2 separate regions of the Homo sapiens genome follow, and region 1 is linked to region 2. A link is a contact called in ENCODE POLR2A ChIA-PET data. All regions are on one chromosome and are shown on one strand. Each heading gives the region's core, a stretch centred on a gene start or an enhancer-like site at or near the end of the contact. The rest is flanking DNA. Distances are from core to core; before and after follow the strand shown.

The links. ChIA-PET counts read pairs that join two places held with the same protein, here RNA polymerase II (POLR2A).
Region 1: POLR2A ChIA-PET joins it to region 2 with 15 read pairs in BJ. The contact joins the enhancer-like site here to the promoter of STX1A in region 2. POLR2A ChIA-PET finds 5 or more read pairs at or near these places in 4 of 52 experiments (BJ, K562, MCF 10A and 1 more).

Annotation. Positions count from the first base shown.
Region 1 is chr7:73,893,326-73,898,588 of GRCh38, forward strand. No RefSeq gene overlaps it. Among named protein-coding and RNA genes, the nearest start is that of TMEM270, 35 kb to the left of the region's middle. Within about 2 kb of position 1,731, at least 12 of the 41 ENCODE cell types and tissues checked have a DNase peak (open chromatin) inside an H3K27ac peak, as active enhancers do.
Region 2 is chr7:73,716,121-73,721,209 of GRCh38, forward strand. STX1A (syntaxin 1A) reads right to left here and starts at 3,549. Exons shown (of 10, transcript NM_004603.4): 1 at 3,482-3,549. The coding sequence starts at 3,511. RefSeq lists silencers at 2,945-3,024, 3,135-3,194, 3,205-3,404, 3,465-3,664.

The DNA of each region.
Region 1 (5,263 bases), core at 481-2,980, 180 kb after region 2:
AGCCAAGCAGGAGGATGTGCAGCATGGGTCACCTACAGCACCCCATGCAGCATCGGGTTCAGGCAGATGACCACACGTGGCACCCTGCCGAGGGAACGTGGCAGGTGTCTGGATGCGGCGTCCCCAGGCGACTTGTGTGGGCAGTATTCCTGGCAGTGCATGCTGCGTTCCCAGCCGGTCCCACTGCTGGGCCGGGACAGCCCCCGCAGGAGGAGGCTGGGCTCCCCCTGCAAAACCATCCGTTGATGGGAGGGGTGGGGGGCCACCTGGCCCTGGCCCAGCCTGGCTAGCCTCCCATCCCATGTTTTGTTCACAGAGTTTGGAATGTCCTGGGACACAGAGCTCGGCTCCCTGGGGGGGACACTTGTGCCATTGCCTTGATCTCATCGCTGGACAGGTTTCTCCTTCATTCCAGCCCAGGACTCGGCAGGCTCCCAGCTGCAGCTGCTGCCAGGCCCAGTCCGTCTGTGTCTGTCCCAGCGCTGGCAGCCAGGAGTGTGCAGCTGGGAGTGGAGGGCTTCCCAGGGGAGGCTCCCCCAGCCCGTCTGCGTGGGCCCTGGGCACGCCTCCCAACTGGATCTCCCCAAGCCACTGCCAGCTGACCCTCTTCACAGACTCCTTGGTCTGTGACCTCAGACTCTGGGGCCCCAAGGGTAGTTTGGAATGATGTTCTCAGGACCCGGGGACTTGGGAAGGGCCAGAGCGTGCCAGCTGCCCTGGTTTCTGTTCCCCTTAGCAGGCCAAGCTATGCCCTAGAATGGGGCTCTGCCAAGTGTGTTGGGGAACAGGTGTTGTATATATTCTGCATGCACATGTGTGTAGAATTTCCCTGAACTCCCAGTGTTAAATATCCCTAGATTTGGGAGTGACATATAAGGTTGATTAATGGCAGGGTGAGGTTGGGGTGGAGGGCTAAGGAGGCTAGGGTCCTTGTTCAGGAAGGAGCCCATCCTTACCTGGAATGTATATTCCTGCTGCACCTGGCTCACTCTATCATGTGCCAGTCTGGGATGGCTGGGTACTCTACACCTTGACTTGGTCCTGTATGTCCAGCCACCGGCTGGAGAGAGGGGAAGCAGGGCTGGTCTTGTCGTCAGAAACATGGAAAGGTCTGAGCATGTGTGTTCATATGCATGAATATGCATTATTCTTGAGATCTCAGCTCTGGAAGGAGATCGATCCTTACCTGGCCACGGTATGCGCCTGGTGTGCCTAGCTCCCACCGTCTGCTGCTTTGAGATGGCTCAATAATGGTGCCTCACCTGGGCCCACCTGGCTGGGATATAGAGCCAGGGCACCACGATAAAACCAAGAGGAATAGTGCCTGGGGGAGATAGAGCCGAGGATGGTCCGCCGTGGTGTGTCCTTAGCATGGGCAATTCCTGCCCTGATGTAGGTCAGTATCCGCCTCAGGCTCGGGCAAACTCTTGTCTTTCCACATCATTAATGAGGAGACTAAATAAATCAGTCCCTCTGGAGGGCCCCCCAGCCCCTCAGGCAGCCTGGCTGAAGCTATTAATATTCCCCGTGTTTATGACCCCTTGGCCCTGCTGCCAGACTCCTCTCTAGCCATTGAAATTAATTTTGTGAATCAGAAAGAGGGGGAGTACAGCCTGTTGGAATCCAGGACGATGACATTTCCACCTCCCCCCTGTGGTGAGTCCCACTCACTAATTCTATAAAGCAGTCACCGGGCCAGCCCAGCCTAGGGCCGCCCGCCTGGCTGGGGCTGCCTCATGCCTCTGCTATGCTCTCCCCACAACCCCCAGGGAGGGGGGCTGGCCCCAGCCCCGATGATTCAGGCCCCCTGACACCTTGCACTGATGTCAGTGGGAATGGAGACCTCAGGCCCCAGGACCTCCTGGCCTGTTGCCTGCGCCCGCGCCCTGCACGGGGGTTGGCCCCGGCTCGTGCCTCTCGTGACCTTCCCATGGATGGGGCCTGGCTGGGAAACGAGGCCAGGCCAGACGGCCTCTCCCTCATGCTGTCCCCTTTCTGAGAGCTGCCCAAACTGGCGCCGGGCCGTCCCTTGGCCTCCTTGGGTTTCGAGGACTCATTCTAAAATTAATTTGGGGGAATTCAGGGAATTTGTGAGCAAGTTCCCAGAGAACTGTGGCTGCCCTGGGGGCAAGTGTCTCTCCTTCCTCCCACCCTCCCCCACTTTAACTTCCCCAATTTCCTATATGAGCAGATCCTCTTTGGGTAAACTCATTCCACAAAGGGCAGGGCAGGATGCCTGCATGCTGTACATTGGGGTAGGCTCTTTCCCCCTCCACCCCCACTATGAAGAAGTTTCCAAGAAGAGCTTTTCATTTAACATAGTCTCAAGTCATTTAAGATAAGATTTGCAAATATTTTCTCTCATTCTGTGGGTTGTCTTTTTCATTTTCTTCATAGTGTCCTTTGAAGCACAAAAGTTTTCAATTTTGATGAAATCCAATTTGTCTATTTTTTCTTTGGTTGCTTGTACTTTTGGCATCATATCGAAGACACCATTGCCAGGTCTAAGGTCACGAAGATTTACCACGATGTTGCCTTTTAAGAGTTTTCTTGTTTTAGCTCTTACATTTAGATCTTCACTCCATTTTGAGTTAATTTTTATATATGGTGTGAGGTAGGGGTCAAACTTCATTCTTTTGCATGTGGATATCCAGTTGTCTCACCACCATCTGTTAAACAGACTATTCTTTCCCCACTAAATGGTCTTGACACTGCTGTCAAAAATCAATTTACCACAATTGTAATGGTTTATTTCTCAATTCGATTCTATTGATCTATATGTCTATGTTTATGCCAGTAACACATTGTCTTAATTACTGTAGCTTTGTAGTAAGTTTTGAAATTAGGAAGTGTAGGTCCTCCAAATGTTCTTTTTCAAGATTGTTTTGGCTATTTGATGTTCCTTGAAATTCCATCTGATTTTTAGAATGGATTTTTTCCATTTTTGCAAATACACCACTGGGATTTTGATAGGCATTGCATTGAATCTGTTTTTGGTAGTATTGTCATCAGCTTTGGGTAGAATTGTCATCTTAACAATAACAAGCCTCTAATCCACAAACATGGGATGTCTTTCCATTTATTTAGATCTTTAATTTTTTAATGATATTTTGTAGCTTTCGGTGTACAAGTATTATGCTTCTTTTAAAACATTTTTTCCTAAGTATTTTATTTTTTGTTGCTACTGTAGATGGAATTGTTTTTTCTTAATTTCTTTTTTGGATTGAGTCATTGAAAGCAGAATTTGGCCTAAAGTATCAACATAAGTGTCATTTATGACTCAGCTTGTCAAGACTCCACTTGCATGAAGTGAGATCCACCTGTGACACTTAGCCTGGGTCAGTTGCTAACTGAGGTCTGCTCTATGACCCCATTTCCTGGCCTGGCCGCTGCTCAGATCCTGGCCTCTAAGGGAACATTTAAATTCTTAATCCTAAGTCTCCCTGCCTGCAGTGTCTCTCTGCTTGAGCCAATCTCCTCCCTCCTGCTCAAATAATTCTTCTAAACCTGATTGTGTCACTTCTCTGCATAAAGCTGCCAACAGCTCCCCATCATCTTATCCACAAGAAAATTCTGAGCTCTTTGGCCTTGTGTTTAGGACCCTTCATCCTTATTGAAGGCTTCAGTCTTTCAGCCAGCTCTGTAGGCCTTCTCCACTGAGATGTCCCAGATGTTGGAAAGTCAGGTTCAAAGGAGACTCGGTGACTGCCCCAACCTCAAGCTCCTCTTCCACTGTCTTCATCTCCACCTGCACCATCTCCATCCTCCTGCTTCCCCACAGGAACACAGCTCTCTTCCTAGATGCCTCCTTTTCCCACCTCACCTCCCTATACCTCATTATCAAGTTTAAATTTTTAAATTGTTTAAAAAGAAGTGCAAGACTTGTGCACCAAAAGCTACAAAACATCATTGAAAGAAATGAAAGATCTAAATAAATGGAAAGACATCCCATGTTCATGGATTGGAAGGCTTATGATTGTTAAGATGCCAATTCCACCCAAAGCTGACTTTACCTCCTAAAGCCCTCCTATGCCTGTGCCCTCTTCTTTACCTACTGCCACTTAGTTTAGATTTTATCTTGGCCTGATCACAGGCTACCAGAGTGATCTTTTTTTTTTTTTTGAGATGGAGTTTTGCTCTTGTTGCCCAGGGTGCAGCGCAATGGCATGATCTCGGCTCACTGCAACTTCTACCTCCTGGGTTCAAGTGATTCTCCTGCTTCAGCCTCCTGAGTAGCTGGGATTACAGGTGCATGCCACCACGCCTGGCTAGTTTTTGTATTTTTAGTAGAGACGGGGTTTTACCATGTTGCCCAGGCTGGTCTCAAACTCCTGACCTCAGGTGATCCTCCTGCCTTGGCCTCCCAAAGTGCTGGGATTACAGGTGTGAACCACTGCACCTGGCCGTCCACTCCCTTTTTTTGTCCTCACTCCTCTGCCTGCCCCCATGTGCCCTGCATCCCATGCTCCTTGCTGGTCCTTCTGTGTCGGGGAGCAGCATGGTGGAACCCCCCACTGCCTCTTCCTAGGCTTCCTTTGGGCTCCTCCTACCTACTTGCCCCTTCCTGCTCACCTTCTCTCCAGGACCGGGTTCAGCTCTCCAGCCTCCACCGCACGGGCTTCCAGTCCAGCCTGCTGCCACACAGGCTCTGGGGGTTCATTCTTCTTTTTTTTTTTTTTTTTGAGTCAGAGTCTTGCTCTGTCTCCCAGGCTGGAGTGCAGTGGCTAGATCTTGGCTCACTGCAACCTCCATCTCCCAGGTTCAAGCAATTCTTCTGTCTCAGCCTCCTGAGTAGCTGGGATTACAGGTGCCTATCACCACACCCGGCTAATTTTTGTATTTTTACTAGAGACAGGGTTTCACTGTATTGGCCAGGTTGCTCTCAAACTCCTGACCTCAAGTGATCTTCCCACCTCAGCCTCCCAAAGTGCTAGGATTACAGGCGGGAGCTACCCATCCCGGCCTCAGGGATCCATTCTAAAGCATCAAGCTTGTGATTCTTAGTGACCAGTCTCCCCTACTTGACTGGGAACTCCTTGAGGAAAGACATTCAGTTAGCTTTTCTTTTTTTCTTTTTTTTTTTTTTTGTCAGACAGAATCTCGCCCTGTCACCCAAGCTGGATTGCAGTGGCACAAACTCAGCTCGCTGCAACCTCCGCCTCCTGGGTTCAAACGATTCTCTTGCCTCAGCCTCTCGAGTAGCTGGGATCACAGGTGTGGACCACCATGCCCGACTAATTTTTCTATTTTTAGTAGAGACGGG
Region 2 (5,089 bases), core at 2,299-4,798:
AGGCCGTTCCACCTGCACCCCAGATGAAAATGTACCCAAATGCATCGTTCATGCTGGGAAACCTCTGGAACGTAATGGGAGGAAGGATCGGGCGAGCCCTGTCCGGCTCCTGTTCTTACACTCTCGTGCCTGCCACTCTGCAAAGTAGGTAACACTGGCTCCATTCTGCAGATGAGGAAATGAGCAGAGGGAGATTAAGGATGAACCTGCCCGGTGTTGCCACCCAACCGCCAGACTCTTCCCAGCAACGAAAGAGAAGGGGAAACTGATGGGCAAAGCAGGGCCCTGGGCCTTCCCATCCAGGCCTGCCTGGGCTGCTCCAGTGAGTTGGGCCCTAGTCTAGACCTCAAGGCACTTCAGGGGGCCCCAGACACCAGCTGTCAGGACCACCTGCTATTCTCTCCTGGTTGAGCATTCCAATCTCTCTGCCTTCACTAAGCTGTCCCCTCCTTTGGATCACCTTCTCTCCTCCTATTCAAATCCAGCTCCTGCTCCTGTGCTATCCCAGGGTCTCTTCTTCCAGGAAGCCTTCCAGGATTGTGCTGCTCCAACTCTCCCTCCTTGCTACGTCTTCAGCCTCCTGCAACAGGTCCCATGTGTCTGTCCCACATGACCTGGCACATAGACAAATACATGTTCTGGGCCCAGGGAGAAAGGTCAGCTCTGCAAAGTCCCCAGGAAGAAAATCAGGGAGTCTCTGAGTTGAGGGGAGGAGGCAGCTACAGCCTGAGTGGGGCTCCTGGGGATGCTCTAACCTAAAAGTCTTTCCCTGGCTGTGTGACCCTGGCCCTGTCTTCGGTCTCTCTTTGTTACCTGTAACCTGCAAGTGGCCTTTCTGATCTCTGAGGGACTGCGACAGCATTGAGGCCCCCTGGCTAGTCCCCAGTGACCCCCTTCACTCCCCATCTGCAGAGGGAGAGTTGGGAGCTGGAGAAGGCTGGAGAAGGCTGGAGGGCTGGGCCGGGCCTGCAGAGTGAGGAAACGCGCCAGCTCCTTCCCCAAGTGTGACTTTTATAAATAAGCTCTCTTCGCCTCCTTCCAAATGTGGTGGTGTTGGGTGGGGGAGAAGGAGAAAGAAGAGGGAGGAGGAGGAGGAAGAGGGAGGGAGGGAGGGCTGGGAGCGGTGCACAGCCGCTGTCCCCAGCACCATCTCTGTTCAGCCCAGCCCAGCCCAGCCCGCCCCAGTCCAGCCCAGTCCAGCCCAGTCCAGCTCAGCCAGTGCTGGCCTCTTCCTTTCTGGGGATTCTGGGCTGAAAATTCTGACTCCTGGGGCTTCAGGCCTCCTACAAATGTGGAGCTGGAGTCAGGAGACCTGTAGCCCTGCTTCTCGTCCCGAGAAACTGAATTCTAGGCTTTCCCATCCCCACTTCACAGATGGGAACCCTAGGTCCAGAGGGAAAGCAGCCTGTGGGAACAGTGGCCCCACCAAGACTGACTGTCTCACCCCACCCCGGGTGGGCTCCTGCCTGCCAGCCGTCCACCTGTCTGCTAGAAAGCCCTCCCTGGGCAGGGCCACCCAGCAATGGGTACAGCCTCCCTGGGCTCTGAATGCCTTGTGTGGGGAGGGTGGGGGTGTCTGGAGCGGAAGCCTCAGACCATTCAAAGCAAAGCCTGGCTTCACCATCTAATCAGGGGGCGAGGAGGTAGTAACAGAGACAGACATCAGAGCAAAAAGATCTGGGTTCAAACGCTTCACAACCCCAGCTCCACTGGCTGTCCCCCAGTGTCAGCCAGGCCTGAGTCTGACTATCTTCAGGGATGAGGCAAAGCCCTTTTCTACCACCCCTCCCTCTAGCAGGCAAGCCGTGTTTCTTTTGTGCCTCAGTTTCCCCTTCAGCTAGGGGGATGAAGGCTGACATGCCAGAGGCTATTATCCTATGTAGGGGCCCATGGTTCCCCTGACCACTTGGTTCCCACACACACCCTCAGGTAACCTACCAGGCGCCTAAACATCAGCACATTACACCACACAGCCATCCGTCACCAGGAAAACACTCATTCTGACTCAACGGAGCTCAGGAAACTTGAGGGCAACCACAGGGGCCGCGGGGGAAGTGTTTAGAGCCCATATGCGACTTGAGGGACCATCTTCTTCCTTTGAAACCTCATGGGGTTTACACCAGGGGCTGGGCGCTCGGCCAGGAATAACAGGTCTGGAGGCAAAGTGGAGGCCGTGGTGCCAGAGCAAGTGGGGGACATGAAGGCAGGGGAGCCCAGGTCCCGGCTCCAGGATGCCCAGGAGGCAACCATGACATAATGGGGCAGACAGGCTCCAACTCAGGGAGCCTCTGGGTGGAGAAGACAAGCCGTGGGGTCAAATGCCCAAAGGACACTTGACATTTTCCATAGGAGGGGACCTTAGGGTTCTAGTTCCTAGCCCAGGGAGCGGGGTGGGGGGTGCTCCCAGGGATCAGCAGGCAGGGCTGCCAGCCAGGTGGCCAGCCAGGGGACCAGATGACCAGATGAGACTCAATCTAGTCTTGAGCCTTGATCCACCCCCCCTCCCCGACACACCCAGAGAGGCTTCATTTCCGTCGCTGTCCTCCACTCCCGGTCACCATCCTCCTGGGCTCCTCATCCCTAAGGGCAGAGGCCAGGGGAAGGGGACCCACGCAGGCTGCAGGGGTCTCTGGGCTGGGAGAAGGTGGGCTCTGACTCAGAACGTTTGTGCATCCTCCTACTCCCCCCAAACCCCGCCCCAGGAGCCACACCCCAGGGGTTTCCCAGATACAGGTAGAAAAATAGATCCAAGTCGCAAGGAACCCTGAAGGGTCTGGAAACGCCAGCCAGTGCTGCCCGAAAGCCCGAAGGTGGATAGGTGGACCGGGGGCGGGTGTGACGCCCCCCCCCCCATACCTGGGGCGGGCAGTGGATCCCTACTGCGACCAAGCAGAGGGGGAGCCACAGGTGATGGGAGCCACAGGTGACCAGGGTGGCCCGAGGAGGCCGCCACCACCCGACGATCAGGTTTCCGCAGCGCGCCCCGCAGCGGGGCCCCGCGCAGGGGACCGGCACCGGCCCACCGCGGTCCCCTCGTCTGTCTACACCAAGGAGGTTCCCACCGCGGTCCCCTCGTCTGTCTACACCGAGGGGGCACGGGAGGTCAGAGATGAGGGGCAGTGAGGGGGCCAGAGAAAGGGCCTGCTCTGCGGGAGGGGGAAGAGGTCCCGCCACCAAAACCCCATCATACCCTCCGAACCCCCCAAATCAAGAGGGCCCCGAAAAGTTTATCCAGGACCCCGGACTCCAGCCGACCGTCCACGTGTCAGCGCGGCCGAGCTCACGCGAGCCTGACCCCGAGTGGGTCCGAGGGGCGGAACCCGGAGGGGGGTCGAGGTCCCTGGCTCGCCCCGCTCCCTTCAGCCCTGGCTGGGGGCGCAGGAGCGGCCACCATCCTGGCCGCGGGAGCCGGGCGGGAAGTGTCCGGCGCGTTGGCGCTGGCGGCGGGCGGCGGGCGGCCGCGCGCTGGGGCCGGACTCACCGTGCGGAGCTCCTGGGTTCGGTCCTTCATGCTCCCGGGAGTGGCAGCGGCGCCGGCTGCAGCCGTGTGAGCCCCGCATGCGCGACGGCCGCCCCGCGGCTGCGCAGCGCCAGCCCGGCCCCGCCCCGGCCCCCGGGACCCCGGCCCCGCCCCACCCCGCCCGGGCCCCGCCCAGACCCCGCCCAGACCCCGCCCCACCCCGCACGAGCAGCCCCGTGGGGATCGAAGCCCTGGGGTCTCGTCCTGGACGTTCCGCACGCGTGATCGCTCCCGGGGATGGGTCCCCAGAGACCCTGCTGCCTCCTCTGCCCCAGCCCTGTCTCGTTTTTTATTTATTATTTTTGGAGACAGGGTCTCGCTCTGTCGCCCAGGCTGGAGTGCTGTGGTGCAATCATAGCTCACTGCAGCCTTGAGCTCCTGAGCTCAGGCAATCCTCCCGCCTCAGTCTCCTGGGTGGCTGGGACTAGAGTTGCTCGCCACTACTCCTGAATAATTTTCAAATATTTTGTAGAGACAGGGTCTTGCTATGTTACTCAGGCTGGTCTTGAACTCCTGTCCTCAAGCGATCCTCCCTCCTCCCAAAGCTCTGCGATTACAGGCGTGAGCCACCGTGCCTGGCTTCCAGCCTCTTCCCGACTTAGCAGCTCAGCATCCCTGTCCCAGAATCCGGTCCTCATCCTCAGATCCCTTCACTTCCCCAGAATTTGCTGAAGGTTGTAACTCCCTCCTTCATTTCATTACCTTGGGACCTCCTGCTCTCCCTTCTGTTCCCCAGCCAAAAACCTCCTGGAGAGTTCCAGTCTGGGAGCCTCCACCCTTCCCCCTTGCTCCCATCATCCAGTAGGGACTCAGGCACTGGCCTCTTCTTTCCCTAGGATTTCTCAGTTCACAGCTCTGATGCTGCGTGACCCACCCCTTTTTCCTGCAGGATGAAGGAACTCCTCTATCTTTTTATGTTTGTTTGTTTGTTTGATTATTTATTTATGAGATGGAGTTTCACTCTTGTCGCCCAGGCTGGAGTGCAGTGGCGCTATCTCAGCTCTGCCTCCTGGGTTCAAGCGAGTCTCCTGCCTCATCCTCCCAAGTAGCTGGGATTACAGGTGCCCACCACCACGCCCGGCTAATTTTTTGTATTTTTTAGTAGAGACAGGGTTTCACCATGTTGAGCAGGCTGGTCTCAAACTCTTGACCTCTTGATTCTCCCGCCTCGGCCTCCCAAAGTGCTGGGCTTATAGGCGTGAGCCACCGTGCCCGGCCTATTTTTTTTTTTTTTTTTTGAGACGGAGTCTCACTCTGTTGCCCAGTCTGGAGTGCAGTAGCACGATCTTGGCTCACTGCAACCTCCACCTCCCGAGTTCAAGCAATTCTCCTGCCTCAGCCTCCCAAGTAGCTTGAGATTACAGGCACCCACAACCACGCCTGGCTAATTTTTTTGTATTTTTAGTAGAGAAGGGGTTTCACCATGTTGTCCAGGCTGGTTTCGAACTCCTGACCTCAAGTGATCTGCCTGCCTCAGCCTCCCAAAGTGCTGGGATTACAGGTGTGAGCCACTGCACCCAGCCAGGAACTACTCTATCTTTGGGAAAGAGATTTGAGTTATGGCCCCCC